Linked DNA regions of Homo sapiens: region 1 is linked to region 2. Evidence: chromatin loops called from intact Hi-C (ENCODE). Cell type or tissue: mammary epithelial cell. All regions are shown on one strand.

The links. Hi-C counts contacts between places; a loop is a spot of excess contacts. Peaks named below come from ENCODE experiments on the same cell type or tissue, not always from the same donor. Only the 100,000 strongest peaks of a DNase experiment are listed, where the experiment ranks them.
Region 1: it touches region 2 in a loop (5-fold over the local background); 1 of 110 quality-filtered maps calls a loop at or near these places.

What each region holds. Positions count from the first base shown.
Region 1 is chr1:204,506,104-204,508,603 of GRCh38, forward strand. TRK-TTT3-1 (tRNA-Lys (anticodon TTT) 3-1) reads left to right here and starts at 424; the gene lies at 424-496. It overlaps TRK-TTT3-2 (tRNA-Lys (anticodon TTT) 3-2), which reads right to left and starts at 999; the gene lies at 927-999. RefSeq lists an enhancer at 369-1,285 and silencers at 457-536, 877-926. In mammary epithelial cell, no CTCF peak of the experiment used is centred here; DNase peaks (open chromatin) are centred at 478 and 1,018; H3K4me3 peaks cover 1,909 bases; H3K27ac peaks cover 963 bases.
Region 2 is chr1:204,940,651-204,943,150 of GRCh38, forward strand. All of the region lies in intron 2 of NFASC (neurofascin), which reads left to right. Among named protein-coding and RNA genes, the nearest start is that of CNTN2, 100 kb to the right of the region's middle. RefSeq lists a silencer at 1,186-1,285. In mammary epithelial cell, a CTCF peak has its summit at 1,270 (motif pointing left); no DNase peak of the experiment used is centred here.

The sequences.
Region 1 (2,500 bases), 430 kb before region 2:
AAACAAAAAACAAAAAAAACCCTTTAATTCTAATTAAAACCTAAATGTAGCTACTTAAAAGGAAGCAGGCCGGGCGCGGTGGCTCACGCCTATAATCCCAGTACTTTGGAAGGCCAAGGTGGGCGGATCATGAGGTCAAGAAATCGAGACCGTCCTGGCCAACATGATGAAACTCCGTCTTTTCCAAAAATACAAAAATTAGCTGGGAGTGGTAGCGCGCGCCTGTAGTCTCAGCTACTCGGGAGGCTGAGGCAGGAGAATCACTTGAACCCGGGAGGCGGTGGTTGCAGTGAGCCGAGATCGCGCTACTGCACTCCAGCCTGGCGACAGAGTAAGACACCATCTCAAAACTGAAAAAAAAAAAAAAAGAAAAAAAGGTAGCAACCTATATGGAGTGAACAGAAAGAGCTTTTCTTCGGGAGCGCCCGGATAGCTCAGTCGGTAGAGCATCAGACTTTTAATCTGAGGGTCCAGGGTTCAAGTCCCTGTTCGGGCGTTTGTAGTTTTCGTTACTTTAACCTGCTAAATTATCCCATCAAGTCCCAAGAGCGGACATCGTAAACCCTTACATTTCAAGTTGAATTCAAATCATTTTTCACTGGGTTCAGAATATGCTAGATAGACGTGTTTTCAGGGAGGAAAAAAAATGACTGAAAAGTCATTTAATTTCTTGGAGAGTATCGAGGTCTGGCACAGTGGTTTCCCAGAAAAATATTTGTTTTTTGATGGCTCATAATTGAGAAAGGAAGAAAAAAACTTAAAAGCAAGCACCTTGTGCTCTCACCACAAAAAAAGGTATGCGAGGTAATGCATAACCTTATCAGTTTGATTTAATCATTCAACAATATATACGTATTTCAGAACATGGTGTTATACACCATAATGTGTACAATTTGTATTTGTTCATTGAGGAAAAGAGAACAAGACGCCCGAACAGGGACTTGAACCCTGGACCCTCAGATTAAAAGTCTGATGCTCTACCGACTGAGCTATCCGGGCTCCCGTAGACAACAGCTTGTTCTGCCGTTTCTTACATAAGAATGAGGACCCTTGAGTGATTGCATCATCCACACTGTGAGACTGCTTTAACGCCAAGAAAGTTCGTGATTCGTGCGTAAAAGGAAAAACAGAAGGCCCAAATTCTGCGCCTTTCACCAGCATCACCAGCTAATTTAGAATTGCGAGATATTTATGCGCCTAGTAAGCATGATTAGGTAGGCTTTTTTTATTTGTAGTTAAATAGGTTCAGGATTAAAAGAATGGCGAGGTGTCACTTTTGAAGTGCTGTAATAACCTTCGATCTATTTTACCATTGATAACAGAATGGGCATCAGTGCTAAAACCTATCCAATAATAGAAAAAAATGAATCTGTCTAAGAGACTATGAATATGCTGTTCTGAAGCTATCGGGTTGCACTGTGCGGTATAAAGTGAGAGAAAGGAAGGATGGTGAGGTTATCCAATAGGTCGCCTGAAAGCATCCAAGTTGTTTTTTTGTTTTTGTTTTTGTTTTTTTTGAGACGGAGCCTCCCTCTGTCGCCCAGGCTGGCGTGCAATGGCACGATCTCTCGGCTCACTGCAACCTCCACCTCCCGGGTTCAAGCAATTCTCCTGCCTCAGCCTTCCGAGTAGCTGGGATTACAGGCGCCTGCCACCATGCCCAGCTAATTTTTGTATTTTTGGTAGAGACTGGGTTTCATCGTGTTGGCCAATCTGGTCTCGAATTCCTGACCTCCGGTGATTGGCCCGGCGCATCCAAGTAATTTTAAGGGGCGCAAACTCTGGAAGAGTTCACCAGCAGCGACCTTGGGGGTAGAAGCCCTACTAAGCTAGAGAGACAGGAAAACTGAACATGGCATTGAAGAGAGATTGTTTTGATCTTGGCATTGGAGGTTCTTCCCTTCCGTAGCCATCAGTAATTTGAGCACTGCCCTTTGCTATGGAGCTGGTGTTGAGAATGACCACGGTAGAGCTTTGAGAGTGGGACAGTAAAGGTCTTTGTTAGCTGATGTTACTTCACCTTAATTCCATCCTTAACCTCTTTCGGGGTGATTGCTCTGGTCCAGCAATTCCACTTTTAGGAATTTGTCCTGAAGAAATAATCAGAGGTGACGGGGCGCGGTGGCTCACGCCTGTAATGCCAGCACTTTGGGAGGCCCAGGAGGGCGGATCACGAGGTCAGGAGTTCGAGACCAACCTGATCGACATGGTGAAACCCCGTCTCTACTAAAAAATACAAAAAAGTTAGCCGGGCGTGGTGGCACACTCCTGTAATCCCATCTACTCAGGAGGCTGAGTCAGGAGAATCGCTTGAAGCTGGGAGGCGGAGGTTGCAGTGAGCCGAGATAACACCACTGCACTCCAGCCTGGGCGACAGGGAGAGACTCTGTCTCAAAAAAAAAAAAAAAAAAAAAAAAGAAGAATCAGGGGTGTACAAAAAGATCTGACTACAGGAGAGATCGTCACGGCATTTTAATCAGAAACGAGAAAAATAGCTACA
Region 2 (2,500 bases):
ATCTATTCTACAGATAAGACCTAGACATGTCATATCTATGGGATCATTCCCTGTGACCTTTTGTGCATGGTTCTTTCACCGAGCGTGTTTTCAGGATTCATCCATGTTGGAGCATGTCAGTATTGAATTCCTTCCTATGGCTGAGTCATATTCCAGGGTATATACATACTGGAATTTGTTTATCCATTCATTCCTTAGAGGACATGTGGGCTGTGTCCACCCTTTGGCTGTTGTGCATGATGCTGCTGTGAACATTTTGTGTACATGTACTTGTTTGATGCCTGTTTTTAATCCTTTTGCACATATACCTTAGAATTGCAGAGTCATATGGTAATTTTATGTCTAACTTTTTGAGGAACTGCCAAACTATACATTTCTTTTTTAAATAGCAACCTTACTCTGGTACTTTTCCTGTATATACAAAGAGAAAAATGGGTGGAAAATCCCTGGACTAGGAGTCAAGAAACCTGGGTTCTTTTTCTACCTTTGCCACTAACCAGCTAGGTAAACTCAAACCAGTCACTTCCCTTCTCTCGGCTTTTGTTTCTTCATCTGAAAAGAAAGGGGATTGGATGAATCTAGTGTTCTTTAAATTCTTTTCCTCTTGTAAGGTTTTGTTGGAAAAACTGGGTTCCAGAGAGGAAAGAGGGAGAGAATTGCTACACAGCTAAATGTGATTATCTTGAGATTCTTTTTCCACTCTATTGCTAAATAGTGAATTTAAAATATCCCATACAATTGGGCTTTTTTTTCTTGCCAATGTGTATCTGATTTAATGAATAGCTTCTGGCTTCCTAATTCTATCAAGAGTCCCAAAATAAAATATCCGTCTCTTTCCCTTCACTTCCTACTGCTTGGCAGCTCCTAAACCAAACATGGTGGTCGTGGAGCCCGGATGGGAGCCATCCCTGCTGCCCCTGCTGTGCCTTCCTCTATCGCAGGTTCCCTCAGCACTAAGGGTTCAGTTGCCTGATCTGAGTCTGGTCTTTGGAGATGTATAAGCCAAGGAGAGGCATTAGTGGATTCTTTCTGCGACAGTATAAGGACCATCTTAGAGAGTTGGGAAGGTGAACCAAAGACCTCCTGTGATGCCTTCTAGCCAGAGGGTCCCTCCTTGGGAGATTTTCTACTCTCTTAACCCTCTTTCAGCTTGTTGGTTTCCTCTCCAGAGAGCACCGTCTGTGTAGGGGCGGATTTTTTTTGTTCCACTAATGAGTAGCCTTCACAGTATGCCACCCAGGTCCACAGCATGTGCTCTCCTGCGCCGCCTGGTGGTTTTCTGGGGAAACGTGAGGTTTTAAAAAGCACATGATGGTCCAAATGGCTTCTTATTTCATCCATTTAATCATTCGTTCATTTTTTCATCCATCCATATGTCGATCCCTCTCACAGTTTTGAGGATCTGCTATGTTTTAGGTACTATGGTCGATTCTAAGAATAAAACAGTAAACAAGATAGGGTACCTTCCCTTATAAAAAAGCTTTCATTTTCATAGGGGAGATAGACAAGTGGCTTTTGGAATGAATACAAAGTGAAATGTGCCATAATGGGGGAAGTAAAGGGTGTGCAGGAGCACAGATGAAGGACACGTATGTCATACCTGGCAAATACTAACGAGAGAGGGCAGACACAGAGTGTTCTAGACCAGAGCTTAATGGTGCAAAAGTCAGTAAGCAAGACCAAGCATGATGTACCGAGGGAGCTGGTAGAAGAGCAGTCTTGGCTGGAACACAGGATGCAAGGGAGAGATGAGCAGTGAGCTAGCAGAGGGGATGCATTATGCAGGGCCTCTGAGCCATGTCAAGGACACTACCTTTAACTCCCAAGCAGCAGTGAGCTATTGAGAGTTGCACTAGGGGAGTAGCACATTTCTGTTTGCCTTTAGAAATAACAGCTTTGGTTATGAGTGGAGAGTAAATCAGAGGGGCATATCACACTGCATCCCATAAATGCGTACAATTATTATGTGTCAATTAAAAATAATAAAGTAAAAAACAAACCACAGGGGGGAAAAGTGGACCTGGAGAGACCACTTAGGAAGCTGTTGCAGTAACTCTGGCATGAAATGTTGGTGATCAAAACCACGGTGGTGGCAGTGGGAAAGGAGGCAAGTGGAGGAGTCCAGAAATATACACAAAGTTGAGGTTTGGTGCTGGGCCCAGCTTCTGGGAAAGAAACTGCAAAAATGTGAATAAGAATCCTTTAGTTTGCCCCATATCCTGGCACAAGGGAAGTCCCTTGTCCTATTGCAATAATCAGTGACCTGCTTTTTGCTCCAGGTCTCCAGAAGGATGGCCTTGTCTCCCAGGATCTCTCGCCCCCTCAGAGAGCAGGCACTGGAGTCCTGTTCTTATCTTCTGCACCCTCAGTCAGGGTGGATAGGAGATGGTGCATGTGCACAATTGAGAGTGGGCTTCAATTTGCTGCCGAATAAAATAGGAGCAGGAGAATGATGTGTCCATCTGATAGGTAGCTATGAATCTAGGAAAACTGGAGGAAT